Regions from separate parts of the Homo sapiens genome. Here region 2 is linked to region 1. A link is an interaction called in ENCODE POLR2A ChIA-PET data of the cell type or tissue named here. Cell type or tissue: IMR-90. All regions are shown on one strand. Each heading gives the region's core, and the rest is flanking DNA. Links, peaks and the distances in the headings are about the cores only.

What was found. ChIA-PET counts read pairs that join two places held together with the same protein. Peaks named below come from ENCODE experiments on the same cell type or tissue, not always from the same donor. Only the 100,000 strongest peaks of a DNase experiment are listed, where the experiment ranks them.
Region 2: POLR2A ChIA-PET joins it to region 1 with 14 read pairs; 13 of 35 experiments call an interaction of 5 or more read pairs at or near these places.

The regions. Positions count from the first base shown.
Region 1 is chr1:28,337,061-28,349,708 of GRCh38, reverse strand. No RefSeq gene overlaps it. Among named protein-coding and RNA genes, the nearest start is that of MED18, 14 kb to the right of the region's middle. In IMR-90, for the core only: no CTCF peak of the experiment used is centred there; DNase peaks (open chromatin) are centred at 3,328 and 6,108; H3K27ac peaks cover 256 bases.
Region 2 is chr1:28,265,604-28,278,251 of GRCh38, reverse strand. It overlaps SESN2 (sestrin 2), which reads right to left. Exons shown (of 10, transcript NM_031459.5): 2 at 9,004-9,069; 3 at 6,381-6,578; 4 at 5,786-5,968; 5 at 5,459-5,671; 6 at 4,744-4,894; 7 at 4,094-4,212; 8 at 3,237-3,427. Among named protein-coding and RNA genes, the nearest start is that of SESN2, 12 kb to the right of the region's middle. In IMR-90, for the core only: no CTCF peak of the experiment used is centred there; no DNase peak of the experiment used is centred there.

The sequences.
Region 1 (12,648 bases), core at 2,405-10,404:
CGAGATCGTGCCATTGCACTCCAGCCTGGGCAACAAGAGCAAAACTCTGTCTCAAAAAAAAAAAAAGAAACAAAACTTATAAAAAAGCGATATGAACAAAAATTAAATTATGCATAATCCCACTACCTATTAACCATTTTTGTATCTCTTTCTAGTAGACACATGTGTCACTATGTTGCCCAGGCTGGTTTTGAACTCCTTGGGCTCAAGTGATCCTCTTGCCTCAGCCTCCCAAGTAGCTGGGATTATATGCATGATACATTAAGTTTTTCTACAATAACACTTTAAATAGTTGCATGGTTTTCGCTATGTAAATTGTTTCCTATCATTACTGTAGGATATATTGATTCCTTCTAAATTTTTTTATTATTGTTTTATTTTTGAGACAGGGTCTCACTGTTGTCCAGGCTGGAGTGCAGTGGCATGATCTCGGCTCACTGCAACCTCTTCCTAGGCTCAAGAGATCCTCCTACCTCAGCCTCCCAAGTAGCTGGGACTACAGGCACATACCACCATGCCTGGCTATTTTTTGTAATTTTTGGGTAGAGACAGGGTTTTGCTATGTTGCCCAGGCTGGTCTCAAACTCCTGGGCTCAAGCAATCCACTCACCTCAGCCTTTCAAAATGCTGGGATTATAGACATGAGCCACCACATCTGGCCTTTTTTTTTTTGTACAGATGGGGCCTTGCTATGTTGCTGGCCTTGAATTCCTGGGCTGAAGCTATCCTCCTAACTTAGCCTCCCAAAGTGCTGGGATCACAGGTGTGAACCACCGTGCCTGGCCTGCAGCTTTAATTAATTAATTTACTTATTTATTTAAGAGTGAGACAAAGTCTCACTCTGTTGCCCGGGCTGGAGTGCAGTGGCACCATCGTGGCTCACTGCAACCTCCACCTCCCGGGTTCAAGCGATTTCTGGCTAATTTTTGTATTTTTAGTAGAGACTGGGTTTCACTGTGCTGGCCAGGCTGGTCTTGAACTCCTGACCTGAAGTGATCCGCCCTCCTCGGCCTCCCAAAGTGCTAAGATTACAGGTGTGAGCCAAGGCGCCTGGCCTGCAGCTTTAATTTAAATTCTAGAAGTTGAGGAGATGGCTGGGCTCAAGTCACAAAGAAAGCATCTCCAATTTGGGGGCTAAGTGGAGTTGTTTAAAAATGGAAACTGCTATGGGAAGCATGCAGGAGTGATGCAGGGTACAGGCTTGTATGTGTCTTTCCAATGACTATGTTGAGTTATTGTCCACCTGGAGTGCTGGCTGGCTGGCCCCATTTCAGCTGCAGCGGGACTGTTGATTAACCTCACTGAGGTAATCTCATGGGGAAGAATTCAGCGCTGGGTCTCCATGCCTGGTTAGTTTCAAGATCAGCCCCTGGAATGAACTTTTTTCTTTTTTTTTTTTTTTTTGAGATGGAGTCTCGCTCTGTTGCCCAGGCTGGAGTGCAGTGGCATGATCTCAGCTCACTGTAACCTCTGCCTCCTGGGTTCAAGCGATTCTCCTGCCTCAACCTCATGAGTAGCTGGGATTACAGGTGCCCGCCACCACCACGCCTGGCTAATTTTTGTATTTTTAGTAGAGACAGGGTTTCACCATGTTGGTCAGGCTGGTCTTGAACTCCTGACCTTGTGATCCACCCACCTTGGCCTCCCAAAGTGCTGGGATTACAGGCATGAGCCACTGCACCCGGTCAGCCCCTGGAATTTCTAAATGAACATATACTCAGATAGGTGTGCATGGTACAACAAAGTGTCAGGTGGGAAAGGGAGGGAAGATAATTCTAAAATAGGTTTCAAGGCTACATCTTAAAATTAAGAAGGAAGGCCAGGTGCAGTGGCTCATACCTATAATCCCAGCACTTTGGGAGGCCGAGGTGGGTGGATCACCTGAGGTCAGGAGTTTGAGACGAGCATGGCCAACATGGTGAAACCCCGTCACTACTAAAAATACAAAAATTAACCAGGCATGGTAGTGGCTGCCTGTAATCCCAGTTACTCGGGAGGCTAAGGCAGGAGAATCACTTGAACCTGGGAGGCACAGGTTGCAGTGAGCAGAGATCACGCTATTGCACTCTAGCCTGGGCAACAAGATCGAAATGCGGTCTCAAAAAAAAAAAAAAAAAAAGATTAAGAAGGAAAGGAGGAGAAAAAAACAAAATACATTTTAAGGCTGAGATACTCAGTTAAAATAATAATAATTTTAATGGCTGCATAATATTCCATCAAATGGGTTTGCCAAAATTTATTTAACTGCTTCTCTCTCTTTTTTTTTGTTTTTGTTTTTTTTGAGACGGAGTCTCACTCTGTCGCCCAGGCTGGAGTGCAGTGGCATGATCTCGGCTCACTGCAACTTCTGCTCCCCAGGTTTAAGCAATTCTCTGCCTCAGCCTCCTGAGTAGCTGGGATTACAGGCACGTGCCACCATGCCCAGCTAATTTTTTGTATTTTTAGTAGAGACGGGGTTTCACCATCTTGGCCAGGCTGGTCTTGAACTCCTGACCTTGTGATCCACCCACCTTGGCCTCCCAAAGTGCTGGGATTACAGGTGTGAGCCACCGCGCCCGGCCAAATGCTTCTCTGTTTCAAGATTTTTATTACTAAGAAATATAAGTGGCTGGGCGTGGTGGCTCAGGCCTGTAATCCCAGCACTTTTTGGGAGGCCGAAGCGGGCGGATCACCTGAGGTAGGAGTTGAAGACCAGCCTCGCCAACGTGGTGAAACCTGGTCTCTACTAAAAATACAGAAAAATTAGCTGGGCGTGGTGGCAGGCACCTGTAATCCAAGCTACTCAGGAGGCTGAGGCAAGAGAATTACTTGAACCCGGGACGTGGAGATTGCAGGGAGCCGAGATCACGCCACTGCCCTTCAGCCTGGGCAACAAAAGCGAAACTGCATCTAAAAAAACAAAAAAAAACCCCATTTTAGGGCCAGGCATGGTGGCTTATGCCTATAATCCTAGCATTTTGGAAGGCTGAGGTGGGAGGATCACTTGAGGCCAGGGTTCAAGATCAGCCTGGCCAACCTAGCAAGAGTAATGGGTATACTTTTTTTCTTCAAGAAATACCATACCTAAAATAGTACCGTAAACCTATTTTGAAATCAATTTGTTTGACATCTCCCCAACCCACCCCAAAAATCCAATGATTACTTGAACAATGCTAAAGTGTTCATTTATCAAAATAAATACTTTGAAGGAAACTACTTATTTAAATGTTTATCTTCTGATATATTTGTTTGTTTTTCTAAATTAGTCTTGTCAGTTCATATTCATACCACGGAGGACAAACACAGAAACAATTATAGTCAACTTGACGAAAGGCCAGTGTGATGACTCACATCCTGTCTCTGCCTCTAGAGTTAAATGTTGGTTCTTTATCCTTGGGCCCCATATTTGATCTGTCAAGAAACTGTTGGCTGGGAACTCCTGAGGTCAGGAGTTCGAGACCAGCCTGGCCAACATAGGGAAACCCCATCTCTACTAAAAATACAAAAAATTAGCTGGCCATGGTGGCTGGCGCATGTAATCCCAGCTACTTGGGAGGCTGAGGCAGGAGAATCGCTTGAACCTGGGAGGCAGAGGTTGCAGTGAGCCGAGATCGCACCACTGCACTCCAGCCTGGGTGACAGTGCAAGACTCCGTCTCAAAAAAAAAAAAAAAGAAACTGTCATTGCCTAAAAGCATCCTGGGGATCCTTTCTCATTTGAAAAAAGAGGAGATCACTTTTCAAAGGAGATGGAGAAGGCTGACTCCTCCTTCACACTCATATACTGGCCACAGGGGCTAACAAGCATGGCACAGGCAAGGTGGAAAATCCCAGACATCCTTACTCCCCTACTAAAGCAACACTCTTTCTCTGTTTTATGTTTTCTTTGTGTGTGTTGTTGTTGTTATTGTTTGAAATGGAGTCTCACTCTGTTACCCATGCTAGAGTGCAGTGGCGACATCTTGGCTCACTGCAACCTCAACCTACTGAGCCCAGGTGATTCTCCCACCTCAGCCTCCCGAGTAGCTGGGATTACAGGTGTGTACCACCATGCCCCCCTAATTTTTGTATTTTTTTGTAGAGACAGGGTCTTGCTACGTTGCTCAGGCTGGTCTCAAACTCCTGACCTCAAATGATCCATCTGCCTTGGCCTTCCAAAGTGCTGGGATTACAGGTGTGAGCCACTTATTAACGTTTTGAAATATTTACTTTCATACCATTATATCTATGTACATGTACTATAAAAAAGTAGCATATTAACATACTATTTTAAAGCTTTTCTTACAATAATTACAATTTATATGTATATAATGTTTACTCTAGGCCAGGTACTATCCCAAATGTTATTACATATAATAACTCATTTAAACCCCATGATAACACTATAAAGAAGGCACTATTAGTATCCCATTTAATGATAAGGACACTAAGGCAGAGGAGTTAAGTAATTTACCTTAGGCCACACAGTTAATAAGTTAACTATCTGGGATATTTTTCCATTAAATTCATTTCTACAAATTCTTTTTGTATAGCTGTATCTTATTATATGGATGTGCAGTTTCATTTAATTATTCCATTCCCTTTTATTAGACATCAAGATTATTTCCGCTAAGCATGGTGGTGCACGCCTATAACCCCAGCACTTTGGGAGTCTGAGGAGGGAGGATTGTTTGAGCCCTGGAGGTCAAGGCTGCAGTGAGCCATGTTGGCACCACTGTATTCTAGCCTGGGCAACAGAGCGAGACCCTGTCTCAAAAAAATAAATAAATAAAAAATGGAAAATTATTTCCATTTTTTGCTAAATCACACACATCACTAAGATAAGCATCCTTATACTAAACCTTTGTGAAAATTCTTAATTATTTTCTTAGGCTAAATGAGCTTAAGAAGAGTTGGCATTGATTTTTATTTCCTCCAAAAATGTACTCCTTTCTCCATGTTCTCCGTGACCTTAAATGTTGTAAATTTTAACATTTTTGCCTAGAGCAACTTTTTTTTTTTCTGTGACGGAGTCTCGCTCTGTTGCCCAGGCTGGAGTGCAGTGGCGCCATCTCGGCTCACTGCAAGCTCCGCCTCCTGGGTTCACGCCATTCTCCTGCCTCAGTTTCCCGAGTAGCTGGGACTACAGGCACCTGCAACCATGCCCGGCTAATTTTTTGTATTTTTATTAGAGGCAGGGTTTCACCGTGTTAGCCAGGACGGTCTCAATCTCCTGACCTTGTGATCCACCTGCCTTGGCCTCCCAAAGTGCTGGGATTACAGGTGTGAGCCACCGCACCCGGCTACCTAGAGCAACTTTTTAAAATTTGTTTTTTCAGTTCTGAGAAATAAATTAGAGTACTAAAGCGTGAATGGCTTCTTCAGAGTGAAAAAGCCACAGCTGGCCAGGCACAGTGGCTCACACCTGTAATCCTAGCACTTTGGGAGGCCAAAGCAGGCAGATCGCTTGAGCCCAGGAGTTCAAGACCAGCCTGGCCAACGAGGCGAAACCCTGTCTAAAAATTTTATCTAAAAATACAAAATATTTAGCTGAGCATGGTGGTACATTCCCAGCTACTTGGGAAGCTGAGGTATGAGAATCGCTTGAGGCACGAGAATTGCTTGGGAGGCAGAGGTTGCAGTGAGCCGAGATTGTGCCACTACTCTCCAGCCTGGGTGACAGAGTGAGACTCTGTCTCAAAAATAAAATAAAATAAAATAAAATAAAAAAATAAGCCAGGCATGGTGGCTCACGCCTGTAATTCCAGCACTTTGGGAGGCCGAGGGGGGTGGATCACCTGAGATCAGTGGTTTGAGACCAGCCTGGCCAACATGGTGAAACCCTGTCTCTACTAAAAATACAAAAAAATTAGCTGGGTGTGGTGGCGCATGCCTGTAATCCCAGCTACTTGGGAGGCTGAGGCAGGAGAATCGCTTGAATCTGGGAGGTGGAGGTTGCAATCAGCTGAGATTGCGCCACTGCACTCCAGCCTGGGCAACAGAGAGAGACTCTGTCTCAAAAAAAAAAAAAAAAAAAAGGAGAAAGCCATGGTCAAAAAGCTACCCCCTTTCCACAATTTCCTCCTGCTTACTACAGATGCTGAGCCTCATGGCGTACATACCACCTCATTGAAGAGGAATGTTAACCTGGGACAAACCAGCTTACACAGGCAAGATTCTTTTGGTCTCCAAGTCAGCATTCACAAGTTCACTCACTCATTCACTCAACAAATATTTGAAAGGTCAATTATATGAGTAGTACTAAGCTAGGTAGGGGTTATGGGGTTCATAGAAATAAAAAGTATTTAGAACACTGCTAAATAAAACATTTAACACAGTGCCTGGCATAAATATTTATTTATTGATCAATTATTATGTCCCAGGCACTGTGCTAAATGAGTAGATTATCTCATTTAATCTCTACAACAATCTCTAGGAACAGTCTATGATCATATGCATTTTGCAGACAAGAAAACTAAGGCTTACGGAGGTTTACCCAGCTTGAACAACATACATGCAGTGGAGTTTAGATTTAAACCTAAGATTCCAAAGTTTGTGCTCTTAATCATTATGCTATACTACAAAACACAGCTCCTCTCCTTAGGAAGCATACAGTCTTGCTAATAATACTAAAATTGGGCCGGGCATGGTGGCTCATGCCTGTAATCCCAGCACTTTGAGAGGCCAAGGTGAGCAGATCACTTGAGGTTGGGAGTTCGAGACCAGCCTGACCAACATGGAGAAAGCCCGTCTCTACTAAAAATACAAAATTAGCCAGGCATGGTGGTGCATGCCTGTAATCCCAGCTACTCGGGAGGCTGAGGCAGGAGAATCCCTTGAACCTGGGAGGTGGAGGTTGCAGTGAGCCAAGATAATGCCATTGCACTCCAACCTGGGCAACAAGAGTGAAATTCCATCTCAAAAGACAAAAATTAAAAATAAAAAATAATAAAGTCAGATAGTAATATGAAAAAAAAGGCCGGGCACGGTGGCTCACGCCTGTAATCTCAGCACTTTGGGAGGCCAAGGCGGGTGGATCACAAGGTCAGGAGATCGAGACCATCCTGGCTAACAAGGTGAAACCCCACCTCTACTAAAAATACAAAAAATTAGCCGGGCATGGTGGCAGGCTCCCAGCTACTCGGGAGGCTGAGGCAGGAGAATGGCGTGAACCCGGTAGGCAGAGGTTGCAGTGAGCCGAGATCGCGCCACTGCACTCCAGCGTGGGTGACAGAGTGAGACTCCATCTCGAAAAAAAAAAAAAAAAAAGAAAAAAAATAAAGAGGCTGGGTGCGGTGGCTCATGCCTGTAATCCCAGAACTTTGGGAGGCTGGGACAAGTGGATTGCTTGAGGTCAGGAGTTCGAGGCCAGCCTGGCCAACACAGTGAAACCCCAACTCTACTAAAAATATAAAAATTAGCTGGGCATGGTAGTACACGCCTGTAATCCCAGCTACTTGGGGGGCTGAGGCAGGAGAATCGCTTGAACCCGGGAGGCGGAGGTTGTAGTGAGTCCAGATGGTGCCACTGCACTCCAGCCTGGGCAAGAGAGTGAGACTCTGTCTCAATAAAAAAGAAAAAAAAAAGATAAAGGGATAGAGAGTAGAGAATGACAGAGAATGAGTTTGCTACTTAATTCTGGATGGTCAGGGAAGCTTCTCTGACATTTTAGCAGAGACCTAAAAGGTGAAGAAAGCCAGCCACACTGAATTCTGGGCAGGAAATGTTCCATGAAAAGATGTTGGTTCTCTTCCAAATTAATCAATACATATTCAATGAAATTCCAATAAAATTCCAGTAGTAATGTTGAGAATCTACAACTTACTCTAAAATGAATATGAAAGAATAAAGGCCTATGAAAACCCAGTCTATATTTGTGTTGTTGTTGAGACAGGGTCTCAATGTGTCACCCAGGCTGGAATGTAGTGATCTCATCACAGCTCACTGCAACCTCAACCGCCCAAGCTCCAGAGATCCTCCTACCTCAGCCTCCCACATAGCTGGAACCACAGGTGCATGCCATCACACCTGGCTAATTCAAAAAAAATTTTTTTGGAGAGATAAGTTCTTGCTATGTTGCCCAGGCTGGTCTTGAATTCCTGGCCTCAAGTGATCCTCTTGCCCCGGCCTCCCAAAGTACTAGGATTATAAGCATGAGCCATCATGCCTGGATGCTAGATCTATTTTCTTTTCTTTATTATTATTTTTTGAAATATTACTACACTATAAGTCTATTTTAGAGGACAAAAAGGTAAGGGTACCTGCCCTATTGGTAGAAATGGCTCTACTATAAAGCCATAACAATAAAAACATTGTGTTGCGGGCACTGAAACAAAGAAATAAAAAATGAAATAGAATGGAGAGCTTAAAAATAAAGTATATACGAGGAAACCTAATATGTAACAACGGTAGCATCAGAAAGCACTGAAAATTGTTTTTCAGATGGTGGTAGAAAAACTAATTCACTGCAAGGAGAAGAAAGCTGGATTTTTACTTGAAACCACCTAGAAGATAGACTCCAGATGGATTAAAGACCTAAATGTGAAAGTTAAAACTATAAAGCTAAGAAGGAAAATCTGTTCCCTAAGGGTAAATGAAGACTTCCTACACAAAATTCTATGCCGGGCGCTGTGGCTCATGCCTCTAATCCTAGCACTTTGGGAGACTGAGGCGGGAGGATTGCCTGAGCTCAGGAGTTCGAGACCAGCCTGATCAACATAGTAAAACCCTGTCTCTACTAAAAGTAAAAAAATTTAACTGGGCGTGGTGGCATGCACGTATAGTCCCAGCTACTCAGGAGGCTGAGGCATGAGAATTGCTTGAACCCGGGAGGCAGAGGTTGCAGTGAGCTGAGATCCTACCACTTCACTCCAGCCTGGGCAAAAGAGTAAGACTCTGTCTCAAAAAGAAAAACTAAGGAACAAGATTCCAAACCATAATATAGTCAAAATTTAGGATCTCTGCTTAATTAATGACATCACAGATAAAGTTAACAGAAAGGTGACAGACTGAGAGAAGATATTTGCAATGTTTTAAGCAAAGGATTAATATCTAGAATATACAAAGGTTCTGCAGATCAATACCATTGAAAATAAAATATAAAAAATGGGCAAAGAATATAGATACCTTAGTTTCACATACTAAAAAAGTCTATATACTGTTACATACAAAGAAAGAAATGAAAAGATTCAAATGTAATTATAACCAGAGACAAGCAAATCAAAACAACCAAGAGCTGCCATTTTACATCCATCAAACTGGAAAAAACTAGAAAGACGGGTCATGCCACATCACACCAACTGGTGAGGATGTGGCTATGAGTTCTTGTTCACTAGCAATAGGAAAGTAAATGTTACAGACATTCTGAAAAGTAACCTGCAATAGTTGGCAAATGTGAGCATGCTCATAGCTATACAGCCCAGGGGATTTTTTTTTCTTTTTTTTTTTTGAGACAGAGTTTTGCTCTTGTTACCCAGGCTGGAGTGCAATGGAGTGATCTCGGCTCACCGCAGCCTCTGCCTCCAGGGTTCAAGCGATTCTCCTGCTTCAGCCTCCTGAGTAGCTGGGATTACAGGCATGCGCCACCACATCTGGCTAACTGCATTTTTAGCAGAAACGGGGTTTCTCCATGTTAGTCAGGCTGATCTCGAACTCCCGACCTCAGGTAATCTGCCCACCTCGGCCTCCCAAAGTGCTGGGATTACAGGAGTGAGCCACTGAGCCCAGTCTTTTTTTTTTTTTTGAGATGAGGTCTCTTTCTGTTGCCCAGGTTGGAGTGCAGTGGCGCAATCTCAGCTCACTGCAGCCTCCGCCTCCACCTCCCAGATTCAAGCAATTCTCCCACCTCAGCCTCTCGAGTAGCTTGGATTACAGGGGCATGCCACATGCCCGGCAATTTTTTGCATCTTTAGTAGATATAGGGTTTCACCATGGTGGCCAGGCTGGTCTTGAACTTCTGACCTCAGTTGATCCACCCACCTCGGCCGCCTGAAGTGCTGGGATTACAGGCATGAGCCACCGCGCCCAGTCATCCAGGGGAATTTTTATAACAATCTACGAATTTGCTTATTTTAGCATTTTTTATGGTAGTGAAGAGTTGCAGGCAATCTCAGGTGTTTTTGTTTTTGTTTTTGTTTTTTTTGAGACAGAGTCTCGCTTTATCGGCCAGGCTGGATTGCAGTGGCACAATCTCAGCTCACTGCAACCTGTCTCCTGGGCTCAAGCAATTCTCCTGCCTCAGTCTCCTAAAGAGCTGGGATTACAGGCGTGTGCCACCATGCCCAGCTAATTTTTATATTTTTAGTGGAGATGGGGTTTCACCATGTTGGCCAGGCTGGTCTCAAACTCCTGACAGGTAATCTGCCTGCCTCGGCCTCCCAAAGTGCTGGGATTACAGACATGAGCCACTGTGCCCAGCCAGGTTTGTTTTCTATTGTTGTTGTTGTTTTTAATAGATACAGGGTCTCGCTGTCCCTGAGGCTGGAGTGCAATGACACCATAATAGCTCTGCAGCCTCAACCTCCTGGGCTCAAATGATCTTCCTGCCTCAGCCTCCCAAGTGGCTAGGACTACAGGCCTGTGCCACCATGCCAAGCTTAAAAAAATTTTTTTTTTAGAGATGGGGTCTCACTATGTTGTCCAGGCTGGTCTCAAATTCCTGGCCTCAGGCAATCCTTTCACCTGAGCTTCCCAAAGTGCTGGGATTATAGGCATGAACTACGCACCCAGCAGCAATCTAGGTTTCTATGATATAAAGGGACTAAATGAATAAAACATGGTGGATACACAGTGATTACGTGTCTAGATTGTGGAGATGATCTGCCTGATTTGAAATTCAGGCTCCACCACTTACTAGTTCTGACTTTGGACAACAGAAAAAAGAAATTTGAAGTTGGTTGTAGTGGCTCATGCCTGTAATCCCACCATTTTGGGAGGCCAAGGCAGGCGGACTGTTTGAGCCCAGAAATTTTAGACCAGCCTGGGCAACGTGGTGAAACCCTATCTCTACAAAAAAATGCAATAATTAGCCAGGTGTGGTGGTGCATGCCTGTAGTCCCAGCTACCTGGGAAGCTGAGGTTGGAAGACCACCTGAGCCTGGGATGTCGAGGCTGCAGTGAGCTGTGATTGTGCCACTGCGCTCCAGTCTAGGCAACAGAGTGAGAAGACTATCTGAAAAAAAAAAAAAAATTGAGAAACCTCTCTGTATAACCTCATCTATAAAATGGAAATAATAACAACTCACAACCCTCATACAGTTGTTATGAGAAGTACATGAGTTGAAACATTTAAAGTACCTGTCATGGCTGGGTGCGATGGCTCAAGTCTGTAATTCCAGCACTGTGGGAGGCCAAGGCAGGTGGATCACCCAAGGTCAGGAGATCAAGACCATCCTGGCTAACATGGTGAAACCTCATCTCTACTAAAAATACAAAAATTAGCTGGGCATGGTGGTGGCCGCCTGTAATCCCAGCTACTCGGGAGGCTGAGGCAGGAGAATCGCTTGAACCCGGGAGGCAGAGGTTGCAGTGAGCTGCGATTGCATCATTGCACTCCAGCCTGGCAACAAGAGCAAAACTCCCTCTCAAAAAAAAAAAAAAAAAATCAAAATTAGCTGGGCGTGGTAGCACATGCCTGTAATCCTAGCTATCCAGGAGGCTGAGGTAGGGGCATCGCTTGAACCCGGGAGAAGGAGGTTGCAGTGAGCCGAGATGGCACCACTGCACTCCACCCTGGGTGACAGAGCAAGACTCTGTCTCAAAAAATAAATGAATTAATAAATAATAAAAATAAAGTACCTGTCATGGAGCAAACACTATTTAAACACTAATACTTTTATTAGTATGAAAGCATATGCAAGTTGGAAGTTATGAGTTAGATTTACATAGAGTAACAAGTACATATCAGGCCAGGCACAGTGGCTCATGTCTGTAATCCCAGCATTTTGGGAGGCTGAGGCAGGCAGATCACTTGAGTTCAGAAGTTCGAGACCAGCCTGGCCAACATGGTGAAACCCCCTCTCTACTAAAAATACAAAAATTAGCTGGAAATCACCTGAACCCAGGAGGCGGAGGTTGCAGTGAGCTGAGATCATGCCATTGCACTCCAGCCTGGGCGACAGAGCAAGACTCTGTCTCAAAAAAATAAATAAATAAAAGCTCTATTGTTACACAGCTTATAAAAGCAAAAAAAATGGGATCAAACTGAAAATCATAGAGGATTCAATTAGATAACTTATAGCAAATCCATATGATGAAATAGAAATAGCAATTATAATTGTCAATATTTAAATACCAGCTCTGCCAATCAGTAGCTGTATAGCTCAGGGAAAGTTAATTAATCTATATGTACCAGTTCTCCTGTTTACAAAACGGGTTTAACATACCTGAAGCACTTAGGATAGCACTGACACATAACAGGAACTCAATAAACTAGCTTTAAAAAGAAAAAAATTTTGGCCGGGTGCGGTGGCTCATGCCTGTAATCCCAGTACTTTGGTGAGGCTGAGGTAGGGAGTTCGAGACTAGCCTGACCAACATGGTGAAACACCGTTTCCTTCTTCTTTTTTTTTTTTTTTGAGACGGAGTCTTGCTCTGTCGCCCAGGCTGTACTGCAGTGACGCGATCTCAGCTCGCTGTAAGCTCCGCCTCCCGGGTTCAAGCAATTCTCCTGCCTCAGCCTCCCGAGTAGCTG
Region 2 (12,648 bases), core at 2,408-10,407, 71 kb after region 1:
GGGGCCATAACCACTACTCTGTAGTAAAGGCCATGGAAGGTAGAGGAGGAGGTCAGTGGAGGAGAAGGAAGAGGATAAGGGTAAAAAGGTGCTTGTACTCATTCTACAAATGGGCAACCTAAGCCCTGGAGAAGATGACTAACTTCTTCAAAGCCAAAAAGCAAGTTGATGATGAGTCTAGAAGCCACTTAGTTATCCCCAGTCTAGTGAGTGAGGGGAGCCAATGTCAAAACAGATCAGTGTAGACAGAGGAATGACTGGCTGGAAACTGGAGGGCAGATTTGGAAGACAAAGAAATAGGAGCAAGAACCATGTTGGAGAGCAGAGAAGCCTGGACCTGAGGGCTGGGCGGAAACCAGCCCAACTCACATTCTAAGAAGCCTGTCCTTGGCCAGCCATGGGTTGGAAACCTACTAGTGACTAGAGTAAGAGGATGGTTCATTAAGTATAGCTCAACCCATTCAGTGAAATATGATTTACAGCTAGTAATACACAGAAACACAAACTTTCTACAAGGAGCACGTACCTTTTTTAAAATTGGGGGATAATTTTTTGGTGTTTGGTATAAACTGTTAAGTGAGAAAGGCAGGAAAAAAAATCATGGGTTCACTAAAACATGCTCATGTTTGAGTAAATGAATAAAACAACTGAAATGAATAGGTAAGGAAATGGCAACTGATCTTGTTTTTGTAAATTATATATGCTTTGGTTACTTGTGCATAGAAAAAAAGAAAGGTGCCAGGTGTGGTGGCTCCCGCCTATAATCCCAACACTTTGGGAGGCTGAGGCGAGCGGATAGCTTGAGGTGAGGAGTTCCAGACCAGCCTGTCCAACATGGTGAAACACCATCTCTACTAAAAATGCAAAAATTAGCTGGGCATGGTGGCACCCACCTATAGTTCCAGCTACTAAGAAGGATGAGGCAGAAGGATCAGGCAGAAGGATCACCTGAGCTCAGGAGCTGGAGGTTGCAGTGAGCTGAGATCACTCCACTCTACTCCAGCCTGGGTGACAGAGCAAGACTCTGTCTCAAAAAAAAAAAAAAAGCCAGGCGCAGTGGCTCACGCCTGTGATCCCAGCTCTTTGGGAGGCCAAGGTGGGCGGATCATGAGGTCAGGAGATCAAGACCATCCTGGCTACCAGGCTGAAACCCCATCTCTGCTAAAAATACAAAAAACTACCTGGGCATGGTGGCATGTGCCTGTAATCCCAGGTACTCAGGAGGCTGAGGCAGGGAGAATTGCTTGAACCTGGGAGGCGGAGGTTGCAGTGAGCAGAGATTGAGCCACTGCACTCCAGCCTGGGCAACAGAGCGAGACTCCGTCTCAAAAATAAAGAAATAAATAAATAAATTAAAAAAAAAAAAAAAAAAAGGCTGGGCGCAGTGTCTCATGCCTGTAACCCCAGCACTTTGGGAGGCTGAGGCGGGCAGATCACCTGAGGTGAGAAGTTTGAGACCAGCCTGGCCAACATGGAGAAATCTCATCTCTACTAAAAATACAAAATTAGCTGGGCGTGGTGGCACATGCTGGTAATCCCAGCTATTCGGACGGCTGAGGCGGGAGAATCCCTCGAATCCGGGAGGCGGAGGTTGCAGTGAGCTGAGATCACCCCATTGCACTCCAGCCTAGGCAACAAGATTGAAACTCTGTCTCAAAAAAAAAAAAAAAAAAAAAAAAAAGGAAAGAAAAAGACAGGAAGGAGATAACTGATAATAATAACAGCAGATAGTATAATGGATAATTTTTTTTAAATTTTATTTTGTATTTTTTTAGTGAAGGGTCTCGCTGTGTGGCCCAGGCTGGAGTGCAGTGGTGCATTCATGGCTCACTATAGCCTTGAGCTCTTGGGCACAAGTGATCCTCCTGTCTCAGCCTCTAGAATACCTGGGACTATAGGCATGCACCACCACACTCAGCTAATTTTTATTTTTTTGTAGAGATGGGTCTTAATTATGTTGTCCAGGCTGAGGCACAAACTCCTGGCCTCATGTAATCCTCCTGCTTCAGCCTCCCAAAGTGCTGGGATTGCAGGTGTGAGCCACTGCACCCAGCCTTTATTTTCTTTTTTGTTATCTGTATTTTTCAATTTTATTTATTTATTTTGAGATAGCGTCTTGCTCTGTTGCCCAGGCTGGAGCACAGTGGTATGATCTCAGCTCACTGCAACCTCTGCCTCCCAGGCTCAAGGGATCCTCCTGCCTCAGCTTCCTAAGTAGCTGGAACTACAGGCGTCAGCCACCATGCCTGGCTAATTTTTGTTATTTTTCATAGATATGGGGTTTCACCATGTAGCTCAGGTTGGTCTCGAACTCCTGGACTCCAGTGATGCCACCACACAGGCAAATTTTTTAATTTTTTGTAGAGATGGGGGTCTCACTATGTTGCCCAAGCTCGTCTTGAACTCCTGGTCTCAAGCAATCTTTTCACATTGCCATCCCAAAGTGCTGGGATTACAGGCATGAGCCACCGCGCCTGGCCTCTATTGTAATTTTTTTTTTGAGACAGAGTCTTGCTCTGTCACCCAGGCTGGAGTGCAGTGGCACGATCCCAGCTCACTTCAGCCTCCGCCTCCCCGGTTCAAGCGATTCTCCTGCCTCAGCCTCTTGAGTAGCTGGGATTACAAATGTCTACCACCACACCCAGCTAATTTTTTTATTTTTAGTAGAACGGGGTTTCACCATGTTGGTCAGGCTGGTCTCGAACTCCTAACCTCATGATCCGCCCGCCTCGGCCTCCCAAAGTGCTGGGATTACAGGCATGAGCCACTGCGCCCAGCCTATTGTAATTTTTAACAGCTGCATAGTATTTCACTGAATAGACGTATCATTATTTAAAGTCCCCTACTGAGCATTTATGTTGTCCTTATTTATTATGGGAGAATTACTACTCAGAATGGAAATACAAACATAACTCTCTCTACATATATATATAGTGTGTGTGTGTGTGTGTGTGTATGCATGTATATGTGTATATATGTGTGAGTATGTGTGTGTGTGTATATATATGTACATAAATATCAAACAATAATTATCTCTGGGAGTGCAATTAAAGAGTTTCATTTACAACGTTCAAACAATGAGTACTGTCATCTTTTAAAATCACAATTTGCTTTGAAAAACAGTATAGGCAAGAAGAAAGGAAAAGAAAAAAACAAAAAGAAAATGGAAACAACTGTGAACCCAGAGTGAAGACTTACAGTGCACACATGCCCCAAATGAAGGGATATGAGCTCACCTGATGCCAAAGACGCAGTGGATATAGTTCCAGATGGCCCTGCGGAGCACGGAGGTGTCCACACCACTGTGCATGGCGATGGTATTGTAGGTGAGGCTATAGGCTGCCTGGAACTTCTCATCCAGCAGCTGCCCACCCTCAGGGTAAAGCCGCTGGATCAGCGAGTAGCCATGGTCTTCCCAGGTATAATCCTTAGGTAGGTGGGAAGGGATTGGTGAGTCTTTGGAGCCCAAGACCAGCCAGAGAGACCCCCATCCTCTGGACCTGGGATCTCCATGATTCTCCTTCCTGGTGCCATAAACCTAACGTGCTGCTTGCTCTGGGCCTGAGAGGTCAAGGAAGGTATACTTTGGTGATGACCTTCTCCTTATGATCAGCAACCCCTGAGCTTAGGGTATAGATGGGTCCCTTAAGGATTCACAGGGACCCCACTGCCCTCGTGGAATCTTGAGGGAAATAACGTACCCAACTCTGTTTTTTTTTTTTTGAGACAGGATCTTGCTGTCACCCAGGCTGGAGCGCAGTAGCGCGATCACAGCTCACTGCAGCCTTGATCTCCCAGCTCAAGTGATCCTCCCACCTCAGCCATTCAAGTAGCTGGGACTACAGGCATGCGCCACCTTCCAGTTAATTTTTTAAATGTTTTTGTAGAGACAGGGTTTCGCCATGTTGCCCAGGCTAGTCTCAAGCTCCTGGGCTCAAGCAATCCTCCCACCTTGGCTTCCCAAAGTGCTGGGATTACAGGTGTGAGCTACCATGCCCAGCTGGGTACCTAACTCTGTAACTACTCAAACTATCCACCCACTGCTTGTTCGTAAATGTGGAGCAATGGCCAAGACTAGTAGAGAGAGCCCTACCTGGGCCCGGAAGGTAGGGGGTGCCTGAGCCCCTCTCCGAGTGAAGTCCTCATATCCGAAAGTAGGGTCTTCCACAAAGCACAGCATGTCTGGGTGTGGAGAGGGCTCCAGGATGTCAGCTGAGGACCAGAAAGAGGTCACAGTGAGGCTGAGGCATGGGGCATGCAGGGGTCCATTCCTGATTAATCACCAAAAGGGGGAGGGGAAGGCAGAATAGAGGGCCAAAAAAAGCCCCTTGCTATAGTGAGTGGGGCAAGATTTCAGCTGGAGCCAGGCCTTGGGGAGGGGGTGGATCAGGCCCATGGACCCATGAAGCGAGGCCCCTGGTAACAACAATAGTGGCAGTTATTTATGGAGCGGTTCCCCCTGGGCCAGGCTCTGCGCTAAGATCTTTGCTTCTACTGCCCCACTAACCCTACACAGCAATCCTGAAGCCCTGAGCTAGGAAGTGACTCGTCAGTGGTCGCACAGCCGGAAAGGCTAGCAGCCCAGGATTCAAAGCCAGGTCTGAGCCCAAGGCCCATGCTCAGAACCTCTTGGACGGGAGGTTGAGAAGTGGCTGCCTCTGGAATGCAGGAGGTGGCTCCTCCTCACCAGAGATAGCCTAAGAAGGAGCAGCCACGGGAGCCTGGATGCCTGTGACCCTGTACCTGAGGGGGTCACCAGCAGGCTCTCTGACTTCTCCAGCTCAAAGCGGCTCTCCATCTCCTCCTGGGACGTCCCCTCATCCCGCAGCAGGCTCTCCTGCAGCTGCTGCATGCGCTCCATCAGCGCCTCCACGTCGCGGGCAGACTCAAAGCCCTGCAGGAGAGGCCCCGTGGTGACCAGCTACTCCTCCTCCTTCAGCCTCTGGGAAGCTCCACTCATCCTTCCCAGAGGCCAGGCCTTCCTAATGCTCACAAAGGCCCAGGGCATCCTCTGTGCCAGCCACTGTGCTGGACAGCACATGGGGTCTGTGCTTCCTAAAGTGACGTTTACAAAGCTACAGAATAGACACATCTTCCCTGAGCAGGAATTTTTAAAGTATCTGTATTTTTGTATTGAAACATACAAGGCCACATTACAGAGTAAAAGGTAAACTTTGTAGTTTTAAAGTGCTAAAACCAACAGGCTTTGAGCCTATGGCATATACACAGTGTCAGTCACATGGTATTTCATTTAACCCTCACAGCCCAGTGTGAGTAGAGGGTCTTTATCTCCCCATTTCACAGATGAGGAAACTAAGCTTCAAAGTCAAATAACTTTTCTATGGTCTCTCATAGCAGCAGGTAGTGCAGATACGAGATTGGGAAGCAGTAGCTTCTACCTAAGGACCAGAGGTCATGCCCGCTTCCTCCCCGATCAAGACCCAGGCCCGTGACTTACCCCAGAGTTGTTCAACGGGTCCCTGCTTGGGGGGCTGCTCTGTTCACTAGGGGGTGTAGGTGCCTGGGGGGCAGGGCTGCCATCTGCATCCCCCTCAGGGAGGATGCCACAGCCAAACACGAAGGAGGAGAGCGAGTGGCAGTGGGTGAGCAGGACCAGAGCCTGAATGAGCTCGGCCAGGGACCAAGTGTGCTCGCCGGTCTTCAGCAAGGCCTGGAAGGGACAAGGGGGGAGGTCAGAGCTGCTCAGTGCCTGCCCTGGGTTACCCACCAGGCACCAGCCAGGCCTCTGTGCTCCCTCAGACACCCGCCTCTCTGCCCCCTGCACCTGGATGTGTTCCTTGGTGATGAGCCATGGCCGATGCGCCAGCAACTTGTTGATCTCGCTGAGTTTGCGCAGCTTCTCGGGGGCCCGGTGGAGGCCCAGCAGCCACTCAGGGTCACCACCAGTCTGCAGAAACTCGGCCATGTGGGAGCCTACCAGGTAAGAACACTGATGGCGGGCGGCAGCCTGCGGAGGTAGTGGACACAGCCTGAGTCACCCTCCTCCTTTTGTGCCTGGCTCAGGGTGGGTACCCCATCAGGGGAGAGGTTGTAGGGCTCACTGTTCCCCAAGAGGCAGGAAATCTAAGTTCTAAGTAACCCCAGCTCTGCCACCAGCTTGCAGGCCACCTGATTCCTTTTTGCACCTCAGTTTGCCAATCTGTACCTAACACAAGCACTAACGATGCCTTTCTTCAAAACCTAAAATTTTCCTTCTGAGAAAAAATAAAAACAAAAAACCCAAAACTCTACAGTTAGATAAAGCCAGGGCTTTCCCTGCTTGTCTATGGAATCAGCTCACAAAGCTCCCAGAAAAGAGATCAAAGGACAGAACCCACCACAAAGCCACCTCTCCAAGTGTCAGGCCCAGAGAGGCTCACCATGATGGCAATGTAGTGGCGCCAGGAGCTGGCCAAGGGACCATCCGTGTGCAGCAGCAGGTAGTGCAGGCGCCAGAAGCTGGTAAAGTAGTCAGGGTGCAGGCCCATCACCACTGCCAGGTTGTCTACTCGCCCAGAGGACATCAGTGCCTCCAGCCCCAGGTGCTGCTCGAGGCTCTCAGCCCCCTCCCGAAGGACCTGCCAACCAAAGGGGAGGAGAGCATGGGTTTCCCTCCTGCCCCACTCATCAAAGAGACCAATGTATTCTTCCAGTGGGTTTTTAATGGCAAGAAACTAAAAACCACCACCGTGTCCAAAAAGAAAGAATGGGGAGGATCACATATTTTAATAAGTGATTCAATAAATACTTATTAGGTACCTTATATAATAATGGCCAGTACTTACACATACAATGCTATGTGCCAAGCACTGTTCAAGAATGCATATTTTAACTTATTTAACTCTCACAACAACTATAAAACTGGAGTTCTGTTTCTCCACTTTTAGGTAGGAAAAATCAGGCACAGAGAGTAAAAGTACAGTTTCTCCTCCCTTCATGGAGTGTCTATTCTAACACTGCAAATGCATATAACCATGGGGGCGGGTGCAAAATAGTTCACATTTCCTGAGTGCTGTCTCCATGCCATCCCTGAGCTTACAGTTTTCTCCGCGTGATTTCATGGGATCTAGCCAATAAGCCTGTGAGGTGAATACTATTATTTCCCCCACTTTGCCAGATGAGGAAACCAGGAAGTTTTCTTCCTTGCTCAAAGTCACAGATCTGATAAATAACAGAAGCAGATTCAAATCCAGATGAACTCCAAAGCCTATTTCTTTTTAACTTTTTTTTTTAATACAGACGGGGTCCCACTATGTTGTCCAGGCTGGTCTCGAACTCCTGGGCTCAAGTGATCCCCAAACCTTGGCCTCCCAAAGTGCTGGGATTACAGGCATGAGCTACTGTGCCTGGCTGCCTGTTTCTTCTCTTTATTATAAAAGAGTGGGCTGGGCACGGTGGCTCACATCTGTAATCCCAGCACATTGGGAGGCAGAGATGGGCAGATCACCTAAGGTCCGGAGTTTGAGACCAGCCTGACCAACATGGAGAAACCCCATCTCTGCTAATACAAAATTAGCTGGGCGTGGTGGCTCATGCCTGTAATCCCAGCTACTCGGGAGGCTTGAGGCAGGAGAATTGCTTGAACCTGGGAGGCAGAGGTTGCGGTGAGCCAAGATCGTGCCATTGCACTCCAGCCTGGGCAACAAGAACAAAACTTCGTTTCAAAAAAAAAAAAGGTGGTCACTTATAAATGAAAAAATAAAAGACAAGAGCAATACTTGAGCTTAGAATTCTGGGTCACAGACATAAATAATCGGCAAGTGGTTGTTCGCCTTATATTTACAAAGGAGTAGAGGAACAAGGGGTTTAGAAGGAGGGTAAATGTTTGTTAGCTCCTTAACCACTCGCCCTACACATTTAGGAAAAGCAAAGAGAGGAAACAAATTTTTTTTTTTTTTTTTGAGACGGAGTCTCACTCTGTCACGCAAGCTGGAGTGCAGTGGCGCGATCTCGGCTCACTGCAAGCTCCGCCTCCCGGGTTCATGCCATTCTCCTGCCTCAGCCTCCAGAGTAGCTGGGATTACAGGCGCCCGCCACCACGCCTGGCTAATTTTTTGTATTTTTAGTAGAGACGGTGCTTCACCGTGTTAGCCAGGATGGTCTCGATCTCCTGACCTCGTGATCCGCCCGCCTCGGCCTCCCAAAGTGTTGGGATTACAGGCGTGAGCCACTGCGGCCGGCAAAACAAAAAATTTGTCCTTGTTCACTGATGGCCAAATAAAATGAGGAAACTAGTTTTACATTTTTCTGCATGTTTTGAAGGTAACTCCACTATCCCAACACACTAGAATGTAAGCTCCATAATGGCAAATATTTTTGTCTGTCTTGTTCACTACTATATCCCAAGCAACCAGAACAGTGCCTGACATAGATTAATCATTTAATAGATATGTTAAGTAAATGAATGAATGAACTGACTCAGTAGATGAAAGATGTCTTTCTTGTATTAAGTGAAAAACAAAACAAAAAAACACGTTGTAAACTATGACCTTGGTTCTGTACTGAAAGTAAGTATTGGCTTGAAAAAAGCACAGTAAACAGTGGCAAATGGTTAACAGTGATGATCTCTGCAGGGTGCAGGAGGATACAGGAGATCAGAGCTTTCTGAAACAATGGAAATTTTTAAAATAATAAACATATATTACTTTTAAAACAGAAAAGAGCGTGTAATATATGTATGGTCATGGATGAGATAGATAGTTCTATCTTCTTAAGGGAAAGCAGGCACTGATCTAGGAATCAAAAGTTTGAGCATGAAAAAAAAAAAAAGTTTGGCCACTACCTGGCTATTAGCACTTGATTTCTTTGAGCCTGTTTCTTCCCAGTAAAATGGAGTTGACAGTGCCTGCTTCACAAAGCCGTTTTGTGAATTAAATGAATCAGAAATCAGAAAGGAATAGCTTAAAAGCTGCAATTTAAAGAACAGGAAAAGATGCCTGCCTACCAATATGCCATGTCCTTTCTTCCCAGGGACCAAAGATCCCTAACCCCTTCCAAGCTTACCTCCTCCACGGGGATGAAGGCGCTGGGCCCTCGAGGGCCTCGCCGAGCCCGGCTCTCCCTCTGCTCCTGGGAGGAAACATATGAGGTTAGTCCGTAGTAGAAGGGAGAATAAAGAGGATTATTACCTATCCAGCCTCTTCCTCCTATCCAAGGGGCTACACTGAAGTGTTAAACCCACCTTTCTAGCATACTTTGGATGGTGGAGCCAGATGGGAGATATACACATGTTTGGAAGGGTAATCAAGAAAGAGGGCTCACTCCAGGCTGAGTTCTTCAGGAACTGGGTTGGGACCCAAGAATCCCAGCATTGCGGGATGGGAGGGTCCTGGAAAAGGAACTATATAGCCATCATGCTGCACATCTCCAGGAGGCCACCTTCTTAGTGGTCCCAGAGAACTTATACAAGAACACACCACAGTTTGCACCCTGAAGCCAGGTAACCAAGTACCCCAGATGCTTCAGAAGCAGCTTCAATTTCTCTCACATGTTCGTTCGTTCCTTCCTTCCTTCCTTTCTTCCTCCTCCTCCTCCTTCTTCCTTCCTTCCTTCCTTCTCCTTCCTTCTTTTGCTTCTTTTTTTTTTTGAGACGGAGTATCGCTCTTGTTGCCCAGGCTGGAGTGCAATGGTGCGATCTCAGCTCATTGCAACCTCTGCCTCCTGGGTTCAAGCGATTCTCCTGCCTCAGCCTCCCGAGTAGCTGGGATTACAGGCATGCACAACCACGCTCACCTAATTTTATATTTTTAGTAGAAACTGGGTTTCTCCATGTTGGCCAGGCTGGTCTCGAATCCCCAACCTCAGGTGATCCGCCCACCTCAGCCTCCCAAAGTGCTGGGATTACTGGAATGAGCCACCACGCCTGGCCTCTTCTTTAGTGGTGCAGTCATAGCTCACTATAGCCTCAAACTGCTGGGCTCAATGGATCCTCCTGCCTTGGCCTCCCAAAGCACTGGGATTACAGATGGGAGTCACCATGCCTGGCTGCTTATCTGTCCTCCCACCACCACCACCTCATTAACTACCACCCCCTCTTGTCTGGACCACTACTCACAACCTCGCCAGTTGTCCCCCGGCCTCCTTAGCCCTGGCCTCTCCTATCCATCCTCTACCCAGTAGCCACATTAACTTTCTGAATATAAATCCGATCAACTGGCTTAAAACCCTACCTCCCCCTCCCATGGGCTTCCAGATACAACTGGCCCAGTCCCAGTGGTCACTCCTTTTGCAAAGCTAAACCACAATAGTCTAGGAACCTTTTTCTGGCCCTCACCTATGACCCCAAAATTCCCAGGGCTTTTGCTTCTAAAAACACTGTCATCAAATTGTCTGTTTTGTTTCCCTGACACCAGATCACATTTAGTGGAGAGCAGCGCCAGGTCATTCATACTAGTCTGTGAATGAAGACAGAGAAAGCAGAAAGGCACGGAGGGAATCTGAGCAGGGTGTACAAGGCTGATGGGAGCAACTGTTTTGACCTGTTATATGCTGCAGCCTCTTTAGAAACCACTAATATCAGGTACTCACTACATCTGCTTCTCCTAGTCCTAGAGATGGGGTTCAGGAAGGATGCTCTACTTATTAATTTATTTTGTTAATCTGAGAGTGGAGGTGGCTCTCAGCACTGGTCTTGTTTACAGTTTACCCAAATCAGAGCCATGCTCTCACTGGACAGGGATAGGAGGCGCCCAGTTCTCCCCTTCCCATTAAGATCCAGACTTAGTACCAGCCCTCAGGTATCCGGGAACCAAAAACTATAATTGAACCTTCCTTCTCAGATGGCCAAAAGCCCACTGAGGAGGCAGAGCTCTGGGACTCCAGAAGACTACAAAGTCTCTGGAATAGGTACCAATTCTGCAACTAACTTGCTATGTGGCTCTGGGAAAGTTAAAGGCCTAAACTCTCTTTACCTACTAAACTGGTAGGTAAAGTAGCCCAGCTACCTTCAAAAAGGGAGTTGAGCTGACCGTGCAGGCCCCCTTCAGCCCACACTTCTGGGAACTTCCGGGCCAGGCTGGTCCAAGTTCAGCGTAGTAACCAACACAATCCCTGAGCACTCCCCTTTGGAGCTTCCCTCCCCCTCACCAAAGAAAAAGCCCAACAGCTCTGTATAGGAGATAAGGATTGCTGACTCCACAAACTGGGCCTCCACCTCAGGGGACCTGAGGACAGAATAGCAAGCCACAGCAGGGTAGGGTGGAGCAAAACTGGGGGAGGCAGAGACGGCCCATCAGGGGTGCTAGGGAAGGATAGGAATAGCCTTGGGAATCCCAACTCACTCCAAAATCTGACCCAGGAATTGTCAAAAGAAGGAGCTCTAAGTCATCGGTCTGGATCCATCAACACTTTCAGCAATAACAACAACAACAACAATATACAATGCAGTTAAAAGATAGGGGCCCTTGGCTGGCGCAGCAGCTCATCCCAGCACGTTGGGACACTGAGGCAAGAGGATCGCTTGAGGCCAGGAATTCGAGACCAGCCTGGGCAACACAGTGAGACCCCTGTCTCCACAAACAGTAAATTAGCTGGGCATGGTAGCACACAACCTGTAGTCCCAGCTACTCAGGAGGCTGAGGCAGGAGGACTGCCTGAGCCCAGGAGTTTGAGGTTACAGCAAGCTATGATCGCACCACGGCATTCCAGCCTGAGCAACAGGGCAAGACCCTGTCTCAAAAAAAAAAAAAAAAAAAAAGATGGGGCTCTTGACACAAATTGCATGAGCTCAAATGACAGCTCCACCACCTGCTATCCCTTAGCTTTATGAGCCTCAGTTTCTTTACCAAATAATGGGGATAGCAGTAACTACTTCCACTGGCCAGTGATGAGGATTTCATGAGATAACACTGTGTAGCTTACCTCAATACCTCCATAACAATAAGCACTTAATAAAAAGTCAGGTATCATTAACCTCCTTGCTGTATCAAACAAGGGCTTCTCAACCCAAGCGGTACATTAGAATCCTTTGAGAAGCTTTACAAAAATAACAATGCCAAGGTCCCACCTCCCGCAATTCTAATTTAGTTATCTGGGGTGGGGCCCCAGCATAACAGCCAGGGTGAGGACCATTGTTTACACCATTTATTGATCACTTTCTCAAGTATAAGGCACTATGCTAAGTGCTTTCTAGGTGGAAACAGAATTAATTTGTTCACTCAACAAATATTTTTGATGGCTATATTGCAAGCAGCAAGAATACAGCAGTGAAAAGACAAAGCCCTTGGCCTTCATATAATTCAGAATCTGATAAACAGGATTTCAAAGCACAGATTCTATAAAGTGAGTGAAATAAACAGTAACTGTATGATGGGGAGGGAGAGTGTGCAATATTTTAGTGTAAGTAGACAGGAGAAGCCATTGAGGAGGTGGTCTTTGAGCTGTTATCTAAATGATGAGAAGACAGCAAGGCCTGTAAAGATCTAGGGGGCCTAAGTGGGGTGGTTCACACCTGTAACCCCGGTACTTTGGAAGGCTTGGTGGTGGAGGATCACCTGAGGCTAGGAATTTGAGAACAGTCTGGACAACACAGCAGGACACCCTCTCTTAAAAAACAAACAGGCCGGGCGCAGTGGCTCACGCCTGAAATCCCAGCACTTTGAGAGGCCGAGGCAGGCGGATCACCAGAGGTTGGGAGTTCGAGACCAGCCT